2 separate regions of the Homo sapiens genome follow, and region 1 is linked to region 2. Evidence: chromatin loops called from intact Hi-C (ENCODE). Cell type or tissue: endothelial cell of umbilical vein. All regions are shown on one strand. Links, peaks and the distances in the headings refer to the core of each region. The heading gives the core; the rest is flanking DNA.

Evidence for each region. A loop is a pair of places that touch in the nucleus more often than their neighbours do. Peaks named below come from ENCODE experiments on the same cell type or tissue, not always from the same donor. Only the 100,000 strongest peaks of a DNase experiment are listed, where the experiment ranks them.
Region 1: it touches region 2 in a loop (4-fold over the local background); 2 of 110 quality-filtered maps call a loop at or near these places.

What each region holds. Positions count from the first base shown.
Region 1 is chr3:150,299,118-150,304,500 of GRCh38, reverse strand. The region is part of intron 1 of LINC01214 (long intergenic non-protein coding RNA 1214); the gene reads left to right. Among named protein-coding and RNA genes, the nearest start is that of LINC01214, 22 kb to the left of the region's middle. In endothelial cell of umbilical vein, for the core only: a CTCF peak has its summit at 549 (motif pointing right); DNase peaks (open chromatin) are centred at 2,150 and 3,320; H3K27ac peaks cover 2,129 bases.
Region 2 is chr3:150,225,254-150,230,636 of GRCh38, reverse strand. No RefSeq gene overlaps it. Among named protein-coding and RNA genes, the nearest start is that of LINC01213, 11 kb to the left of the region's middle. In endothelial cell of umbilical vein, for the core only: a CTCF peak has its summit at 2,679 (motif pointing left); DNase peaks (open chromatin) are centred at 2,666 and 4,426; H3K27ac peaks cover 445 bases; H3K27me3 peaks cover 34 bases.

The DNA of each region.
Region 1 (5,383 bases), core at 247-5,246, 74 kb before region 2:
CCAATGGAGGTTCATTGATTATAACAAATGTGCCACCGTGGTGCAGGATTTTGATAGTCGGGGAGGCTGTTCATGTGTGGGGGGCATATGAGAACGCTCTGTATCTTTTGCTGAATATTCCTATGAACTTAAAACTGCTTTAAAAAAAGATACATGAAGGACACACATAAGTCCCTCATACTTCATATAGAATGATTTTATCAAATGGTAAGAGAAAGTGATAAATGCAGGAGTAGCAAGTAAAAATATTACTGTCTTTAGATTATTGCATGTGCTGACTCTACTGTAGTGGACTGGGGGTGGTCAGGAGATGAGGGAGCTGACTGCAATTAGCTGATGCTTCGGGAGAAGATATAAAAATCATATATTCATTTATTAATTTCACTAGCCAAATTTTATTAAGCCCTGCTGTTGGCCAGAGCCTTAGGGATTTCCCATAAGCCTCCCATTTCCATAGTGGAAAACAACCTAAAGCTTGAACTAGTGAAGCCTAACATCCTGGCCATTCTGCTGCCCCCAGAGGCCACCATTTACCATGCAGTCACAAGACCTATGCTGGCATCATCAAAACTTTGAGTATGAACCTTAAACTGAGGCTACAGCGTCCCCAAATGTGGCATGATTGGTTTTACTCAATGATTATGCATTCCAGTTATTCATCTTGTGGGTAGATTTGAACTGCAGCAGTACCCTGCGTTTTAGTGTGTAGAATGGGTGAAGTTGAAATGAGTGGGAGAGAAGGAAGACATTTATCTAAAGAAGCATTTCCCTTAGTGTCCCATGCATGCCAATGATTGCCTTCCGTACTCTTCTGATGTCCTAACCTAAACTATAGAGTTTGTCCTGTCCCACTAGCTTCAGACCTTACAGACATACAGGGCGTATCCAGACAACAACTGGTAATACCAACCCTAGTTACACTGATGACACCAAGACCCTATGCAGATGCCTCAGAGTGAATGTTGCTACAGAAAGACAGACTAACTAAATTGATGGTGGGATTAGCATGTGCTGAACCCTAGTAAAAGCAATTTATTTTTTTGTCTCATTCCAGGCAGCCGTGGTGAGATTTTTCCCCACCCCACCCCCCAAAATAGAGAATCCTTGGTTTTCCCAAAAGTAGCATAATTTTCCTGATGTAAACGGTAGATACTGCCATAATCTCTTGTCAAAGATTTCTTCAGGAGGAATAATTTTTCTGTGAAACTTCAATTAAGGAAAGAAGTAGCTCAGTGAGTATGCAAACATATAACAGGTGTAACTCTGAAACTTCCACTGCAAGTATTATTCTATGCAAAATATTATTTTTTCTTTTTATATATGATGGGGAGGTGAGATTAAGAATTATTTTAGACCCCATTGAACCACTCCCCGTCTTTACATTTCTTCCAGTTATCCTTTCATCTTCTAAGTGCCTATATTTTGAAGTTTTCAATTCCCTTTTGTTTCTGACTTCTGTTTCTAGTTTTTTATAATCCTCCTTTCACTGCCTTTCTTTTGGTTCAATCTGATGCCTTTCTTATTTCATTCTCTTTACTACAACATTTTCTATGTGTACTTTTGCACTTATTTCCACTGCCTTTTTGCTCCCAGTTTTAGTGTCTAATCTCCTTTATCTGTTGTGTGTGTATGTTTTGCTTTTTGCCACTAATGATAATTATTTTTACTTCTGAGGATTGTTTCTTTCTTTCAAAAAAAGATTTAGAATGTGAACATTTTATCTGTTCTCATTTGTGGTATCTTTGTTTATTTCTTGAGTCTTCCAGTTTGGAACTCTCTCTCTCTGCCACAAATTCTGCCCTTCAGAAACTCTTTTACAACATGCCATAGTGTGTGGCTCCATCTAATTAAGAGAACAGGAAAAAAAAAAAAACCCAGATGATGAAAAAATTGGGCTGAGATTATCAGCCACCAATATTTTGGTTTGTTAGAGGACTTTCTCCTTTTGTTTGAGGGGGTGGAGGGGCTGTCCACTGCAAATATACCTCTCTATGCCTTGATGACATGTGCATTGGAGGAGTTTCTGGCACAGACATTTAATAGCCTTCAATGGTCTCTGAAGGAAATTAGTCAGTGTTGCCAAAAATATCAGAGAACTAAGCAGAAGAGTAGAAATATCATGGAGAGTAGGCTAAGGGATTAAGAAGCTAAGAAAGAACTGGAATGTTCAATTGGTTAAGGAAAATCTGAGTATGGATAAAAAACACAAAGCCTATGTCTGTGAATGTCCTAGAAGCTGTGTTATATCATTTCACCTGTTACTTTGATGAATTACTATTTACTGTAGTGAAGCCATGTTACACCATCCATGTGGGTCAAGCTTCCTTTTTAAAAATCTGACCTCAGGTTCCCAACACCTAGTCTCCTAAGGAAGAATAGCAGGAACTTTAACTCGTAATTAGGAATTAACAATTCGAATGTTTCTGTATGTGACTCTGCAGATACATCTTTTAAAAAACACACAGAAATTAGGCAGCTTCTAATATTTTTTAAATAGGTAGGCCACTGGCTTGGGGTGGAATTGTTCCTATGTGTATTATTTATTTGGAAGAGAATTTGCCTGAGCTAACTAGATTGCAAATCGGCATGTAATGTAAATTTATTGAGGGTTAGAGGTATGTCTTTTACAACCGTATATCCCTGGAGAACCTACTGCATAGCTCTGTACATTGTTAGCACTTAACAACTATTTGTTGAAACAATGCACAAAGGAATAAACAGCAAATTTTGGTAAAGTTGGAAGGGACCCCAAGTGATCAGCATGTGCTTCTCCATCCGGAATGAGGTAAATGGACAAGTGCACACGAAGGCTTCCTTCTTTCCTGGATTCGCTTTTAATATAGGAACAACAGGGTCAGTTCCTTGTTCTTGAGGATTCATGGGGATTGGAACTTACAAGCCAAGTTCCCAATTTACAGAGTATGTGGAAACAGTTTGACGGACAAACTCCATAAGGACAAAAGTGTATCACTTATCAATCACCTTCAGCAACCAAACTGGGCGTTCAGAACAGCCCTTGTTAAGTAACCATATAGGTGAGGCAGCACAGGAGATTCAAACAAAATCAAATACGAAGAGACTGAAATAATGCTTTCTGAGAACTGATATTCCCAAGTTGGCATACAGATCTAGTTAGACACAAAGCCATTCTCTTTCCCATAAATTCAGGGAATACTAGGCTAAACCAAAAGCCTGTCTTATTTTAGTTGATTGGACTAAAATAAAAAGGGGGCTCTCTAAAAGTAAAAGGAGACAAAACGAAAAGACTTCACAAGTGTAGTTAGAGAATTTACAGCAGGAAGCAGCAGTTTGTTTTTCCTTCCGACTTTACAGCCTGTGACTGATGACTAGTTAGTGAGTAAGCAAGTATAGAGTAAGTGTAAGGAAATGATAATCATTTCTTATCATACTGATAATCGTATCAGTTTAATAGTAAGCGAGTGTGCTTTGTGTTGGCAAGACTCTAATTCAAAGTAGTATTTCTCCAATATGGACCTTGGGATTACTTTTAGCACATTCACCACCTTGTAAGCAAGACTTTGGCCTTCTTCATGGCACAGATATTTACTGGGCAATACCTTGCAGCACACACTAGGCACTGGAGATAAAGAAATCAAGGAGGTAGCGACTGCCTTGTGGAAGGGCGGTTTCGTCATGCCAACACAACCTAAGGGAAGCTCAGAAATTCCATCCTCAATGGCTTTTTCCCCCGAAAAGCATAATACATACAGTAGTTCCCCCTTATTTGTGGTTTGTTACCTGTCGTCAATTGAGGACAAAAAAAAATCAAATGGAGAATTCCAGAAATAAACAATTTATAAATTTTAAATTGCCCATTGTTTTGTGGTGATGAAATCTCTCACCGTTCCACTCAGCCCTGCATGGGACATGAATCATCCCTTTGTCTAGGGCATCCATATCCACACTGGATATGCTACCTGCCTGTGGGTCACTTAGTAGCCATGTTGGTGATCAGATGGACTGTTATGGTATTGCAGTGCTTGTGTTCAAGTAACTCTTATGCTTCTTAATAATGACCTCAAAGTGCAAGAGTAGAGATGCTGGCATATTGTTATAATTGTTCTACATTATTATTCATTACTGTTGATTTCTTACTGTGGCTAATTTATCAATTAAACTTCATAATAGGTATTAATGTATATGAAAAACATGGTACATATAGAATTTATATCTGCAGTTTCCGGTATCCACTGAGGGTCTTGGAACATATTCCCCACAGATAACAGGAGATTACTGTATATTGGTTGATTTGAATGGATTTCCTTCCCCCACCTTGCCACCTGATTCCACCACAACCTCTTCGAATAGACCCCATAATTCAGACATGATAATGTCATGGTCTCTAACATGACAGTATTTCTTTTAAAGACTTTTAAATGAGTCTATATGTTGGCAACAGCAATTTCATGTGCATTTTTCTTGATAAATTTTGATTAGCTAATGAAGTATAGCAATACCTAATATTTATAATACCTCCTAATTCAGCCTCACATAAAAATTTAAATTAAATATTTAACATAGCATGTTGTGGTTACTTTGAAATGTTATGTGCTGAGGTAGGGCACTGATTTGTTTACTAAGCACTGACAAATATATTATGTTTTATTTACTCTCAGTATCACTTTATTGTTGCCTTCCTTCTACTTCAGTTATGTCTTAAAATAACTGTTACGTACTTTAGCAATAACACATATAGCAGAAAATTTGGAAAACAAATAAAAACTCAAAAGAAACAGGAAAATAAGTTACCCCAAATCCTGTCGCACGTGGGTGGCTTCCATTATGTTTGGCAAAGCCTTATAATGTTTTTTTCATGTATCTTATGTTGCTTGACAAAAATTGTATCACATTATATTTACAGCTTTGAGCCTGTTTTTCTCTTAACAACATATTGGGGGCTGTTTTCCCATGTCAGCAAAGATTCTGTTAAATGGCTGAATAGCATCAAAGTGTGTTATTCTTAAGCTGCTGCATGCTGCCTTGCCATGGGCCAGCGGAAATACAGCCCCAGAAGCAGTGGTTTTATCCAGACCAAGAAGCCATTCTTTGCATTCTCGGTGGAGGGTCCTCCCCTTAGGAATGTGGAGCTGATGATGCCAAGTGTGTCCTTGACCTTCTGGGCAGGATGGAGAGCTCCTCTATTTTCTCAGGCTTCTGCCTGATAAGGGTGATCAAACAGCAAGATTCAAGATTTATTACTCAGGAATCTAATTTATTTGCAGTTGTTTAGAGCTTTCACTGGTGTCCTGATCCTTTTATCCATTTGCTGCCTTGTTTTAGAAACTCATCTGTTGAAACCAGTATCAATCAACAAAACCCCAGTTTGCACCCTATTTACAATTCTGAATCAGTTTCTTTTCTG
Region 2 (5,383 bases), core at 107-5,106:
ATCTTCTCTTCTAGTTATTTTGAAATATACAATAAATGATTGTTAACTATAGTCATCCTGCTGTGATATCAAAAACTAGTACTTATTCCTTCTAACTGTATATTTTTCACCCATTAACCAACCTCTCTTCATCCTCTGCTCCCCTAGTCTTTCAAGCCTCTGATAATCTTTCTACTCTCTACCTCCATAAGAACCACCTGATTAGCTCCTTGACTGGCTTATTTCACTTAACATAATGACTTTCAGCTCCATCTATGTTGTTTCAAGTGACAGGATTTTATTCTTTTATTTATTTATTTATTTATTTTGAGACACAGTCTTGCCCTGTCGCCCAGACTGGAGTGCAGTGGCACAATCTTGGCTCACTGCAACCTTTGCCCCCAGGGTCAAGCAATTCTCCTGCCTCGGCCTCCTGAGTAGCTGGGATTACAGGTGTGAGCCATTGCACCCAGCCAGGATTTTATTCTTTTTATGGCCGAATAGTATTCCATAACAGTATTCCTGTTATCAAAAAGCTGTTATCTTTTTGATAACAGCTATTTTAACTGAAGTGAAACGATATCCCGTTGTGGTTTTGATTTGCATTTTCCTGATGATTAGTGATGTTGAGCATTTTTTTCATATACTTGTTTGCCATTTGTATTTTTTTTTTAGAAGTATCTATTCGGATGATTCACTCATTTTTAAAATAATATATATATCTTTGCTATTAAGTTGTTTGAGCTCCTTATATATTCTGGTTATTAACCCCTTGTCAAATGAATAGTTTGCAGATATTTCCTCTCATTCTATAGGTTGTGTCTTCACTCCATTGGTTGTTTTCTTGCTCTGCAAAAGCTTTCAGCTTGATGTAATCCCATTTGTCTACTTTTGCTTTGGTTGCTTCTGCTTTGAGATCTTACCCAAGAAAATCTTTGGCCAGAACAATGTCCTGTAGAGTTTCCCCAATATTTTCTTCTAGCAGTTTCATAGTTTCAAGTCTTACATTTAACTCTTTAATCCATTTTGATTTGAATTTTGTCTGTTGAGAGATCGAGGTCTAGTTTCATTTTTTGGCATATGGATCTCCGGTTTTCCCAGCACCATTTATTGAAGCAGTTGTTCTTTCCTCAGTAAATGTTTGGTGCCTTGTTGAAAGTCAATTAGCTGTAAATATGTAAATTTATTCCTGGGTTCTCTATTCTGTTCCAGCGGTCTGTGTGTCTGTCTTCATGCCAGTACTATGCTGTTTTGGTTTTGTAGTATGTTTTAAATTCAGGTAGTGTGATGCCTTTAGCAAGGTCCATAGATTTTAATTAGTGCCTTTTAAGTCTCTGAATTTATAGATTATTTCCCTCATTTGTTGAAGAATTCTGGTTATTTTCCCTATGGAGTTTCCCACAGGCTGGACTCTCTGATGATACTCATGGTGTCATTTAACATGTTTCCATGCCCTGTGTATTTCTTGCATACTTTTAGTTAGATCTAAGGCTTGATCAGACTCAGGGCTGATGTCTTGACAAGAATACTTGAAAGATTGTGTTGTACATTTCCAACAAGGCCACATAGTTCTGGCTGGCTCTTTGTGAAGTTAGCAGCCATTCGTGATTGTGTTGTTGTGGATCCACTCAAGAAACAGAAGCCATTCGTTAATTCAAATACTGGAAGTTTCATAAAAAGAACGATTAAGATAAGTGATACGATTTAGCTGTGTCCCCACCCAAAATCTCATCTTGAATTGTAATCCCCATAATCTCCACGTGTCAAGGCAGTGACCAAGTGGAGGTAATTGGATCATGGGGGTGGTTTCCCCCATACTGTTCTTGTGATAGTGAGTGAGTTATCTTGAGATCTGATGGTTTTATAAGCGTCTGGCATCTCCCCTGCTTGCACTCACTCTGTACTGTCACCCCATGAAGAAGGTGCCTGCTTCTCTTTTGCCTTCCACTGTGATTGTAATAATCCTGAGGCCTCCCCAGCAATGCGGAACTGTGAGTCAATTAAACCTCTTTCATTTATAAATTACCCAGTCTCAGGTATGTCTTTATTAGCAGTGTGAGAATGAACTAATACCATAAGATAAGAGAGTACCTATGAAGACATAAAGAGACTCCTGAAGAGTACCCTATGTCTAGGGGAGAGTACTCAAGGAAAAGCAAAACTGGAAGGGGTGGGCTCTTCCCCAAGGCTGCGATTCCAACATTATTGGAGCAGGCAAGCATGTGGCCTACTAGATAGCAGTTAAGTTCACTGGGCTGTCCAGCCAGAGCCGGTCCACAGCCTCCAGGCCAGCAGGAAAGAAACCAATGAGTGCAGGTGCGTTAAGTCTGGGAGGTGAGGCCTCATGTGTGCAATGGGTGGAGGGTCTGGTGTGCAATGCTCATGTTGTGTGGGCCCAGGGAAACAACATCCTGGGGTGCAGGCCAGCTGATGCTGGAAAGCAGTGCCCAGGAAGAGTTGAGACTCCACTGCAGATGTTAATCCACATCCCAAGGACTGAGGTGAGGTTCACTGGGCCGAGTCTGGGGCTCTGAGGTCACTGAGGGACTGTACATTCTGGGTATATGGCTGGGGCAGAGCACCACTGGGTAACTCACACACGCACTGTTGACAGACCATGCAGCTGGAGCAACAAAAAACAAAGGTCAGTACCCTGGAACCAGGAAGAAAAGCCCCCCTTCTCCTACAGTGTCCCTCCAGCGCCCTCTACCGACAAAGCTTCACATCGATCTCACTGTAAAGGGGAAATGCTTGAAGAGTCCATTCCATTACCCCAGAGCAGTTACTGAAGGGTGGATGTGGGGCTGAGAGGCAATAAATTAATAACTGGCATAATGATCAGTGGCTAGGTTCATTATTCATTAGGGGTTGCAAAATGGTGATAATCTAATTCTATCCATCTTCCTACATTAGGTTGGAAGGCTTCTAGTGGGAGAAACTTCCCACATCCCCTCTTTGGTGAGGCCCCAAGGCAAAATGTGCACAAAAACCTGGCTCCCACCCCACTGCCACCACTTTCCCTCTTCTTACCTAGTGTAGATCCTTAGGGTCTTAGTAATTTTTAAATTCACCTTATCTTTAATTCCAGGTCTGATCTGAACTCTACTTCTGGCCTCTTGGCATCTCCTTTTCGCTCTGGTCCAATGCCTAACTTCAGGTCGAAACTATTTTCTTACCACCTCCTGAATCTTGACTCTGCCCATAAATTCCCTGAAGAGAATGTATGGGAAGTGGCACTTCTCATTTACATCTCCTGTAATCCTCGCAAACACCTTATGAGATGGGTGTTATTGTCTGGGTTTTACAGATGGGGAACCCAACTAAGGCTTAGAGAGGTGAAGCAAGGAATGAAGAGCTGGGGTTAGAGCCTGAGGCTGCTCACCTCTGAATTGTGAGAGTTGGAGGCCCAGAAGGACATGCTGCCTTCCGCAGATTCCTCTTCAGGTAACATCAAACTCACATGCCTCCTGGATTCTCACCAGTTCTCTGTTTTTTCCTGAATTTCCAGGTCATTACAAATGTTCTTCACATTGTCTCCTGCTAGCTTCACCACTGAAAACTCCCCATCTCTCTTACAGGATCACTTCCTCCAGTATCCAATCCAGGTCTTTATTTTCAGGCCTGGATTTCTTCTGAAACAGTTGCCTAATGCTATTTAACTGCATTTACTTCCCCACAACTTAATTGCATTTTATTTTCTCTTGTCTCAGATTACTGGGACAGACACCTAAATCCTCTCTAGTTCTGAAGATACTGTTTTTACCTCCTCCATCATCCACTCTCCTGCACTCTCCCTACACAGAGAAGGGAATGAGAATAGAGGTGAGAACTTCTCTTCCCAGAGGTAGGTATGCTACTGGGGGTGGGGGTGGGGGTGGGGGATGGGGTGTAAAGAAGGAAATAAACAACTGCCAGACCTGGCACTGACATTGAAACTCTCTTCATTCTCCACTTCAGAAAACCATGACCCAGCTATGAGGTCTCTATCATTCCAGCTATGTAGAGACAGCTAAAAATCATGGTGAAACCTCCGCTGTCCTTTCTTTCTTCTCCAGTTCATCCTTCCTCATTCAACAACTCACCTGCTACTTTTCCTTTTCTCTCGAGTCATCCCCTCCACCCTACAGTTATAGCTCCCAACTCCTGATCATCCTGAGCCCCTTCCCCTCCATTCCTTCCTCTTGGTCCGTAGCCCCTCTCTTCCTCTTTCCTTCCTCTTACCCAAGCTTCACTGGCAAAATCAAACAACATAACAAAAGAATGGGGAATAAGCAAACAGCTGCCTACCCTTGCTTGGAAGTCCCTGGGAAGCAGCTTCCTTCACCTCCATTGATTCTGAGTCTCTGCGCTTCGGAGTGTTTGGCCCTCGTTCAAGGCTACGGTGGCCATGGACTCATTGTGTTGAGATGAAGGTAAATCCAGGCAGTTTCTTTTTTTAGATGCAATTGTGTTTCTGGAAAAGGCTGCACATCACATAATAGGAAATCCTGAGAGGGTGAAGACTGTTTCCTGCCAGTTGAAGCATTGTTGTCTTTGGCTGTTCTGACAATAGCAGAAACCTTCGAGTAAGGTGGAGGGGCCGGGAGGGAAGAGCTGGCTGCGTTGGGGTAGATGAAGAGTGAACTGCGGAGTCGGGGAAAGTGGAGATTGCCAGGGACAGTGATATAAACTAAGTGAAAGCAAATAAGTTGTAGAACCCTGCCAAAGGATGAAACCAGCCAAGAAAAAAAAAAAAAGAAAAAAAAGAACTCTGATTACTTCGAAAAAATATCTGTCAAAATGCTCTCAGCTAGGGGAAGACATTGTCAGGTTATTATGGGCTTTTTTTTTTTTAATATAAAAAATGGTCCATGAAACAAGTAGGTATCTAATGGATCCTGCTCGGGGATGGTAATGATGACAGTCAGTGATGATGACAATGATGGGGATAGTGATAACTATATTGGAGAAAGTCACAGCTTCATTCATTTAAAATAGAAATGCTCTCTGCTGTAGAATCTTTAGACCTAAAAAAATAGAGGCTCTTTGGGGATCTATGGATAGTTCTGGAGCAGGGGCTTCTCATCTTTTAAGTGCATATGAATTTCCTGGGATCTTGTTAAAATGCAGGTTCTGATTCATACCCTGGGATGAGCCCGAGATTCTGCATTTCTGACCAACTCCCAAGTGAGTTCTGCTGGTCGTTTAACAGATCCATCCTCTTTCTACACTCGGGACTAAAGGCGCTTTTTCCTACTTCAGGTGCAATGACTTCATGTTGGGGACTTGAAATTGGCCAGTGCTATATGTGAAAATCAGGGCTTTTTTCTCCCCCTACTTTTTTTTTTTTCCTCTTTCTTTTTGGAGAGCTGGTTTACCAGCATACTTTTGGAGTGGGAGAATGACCACTGTGTGGTCCATGGAC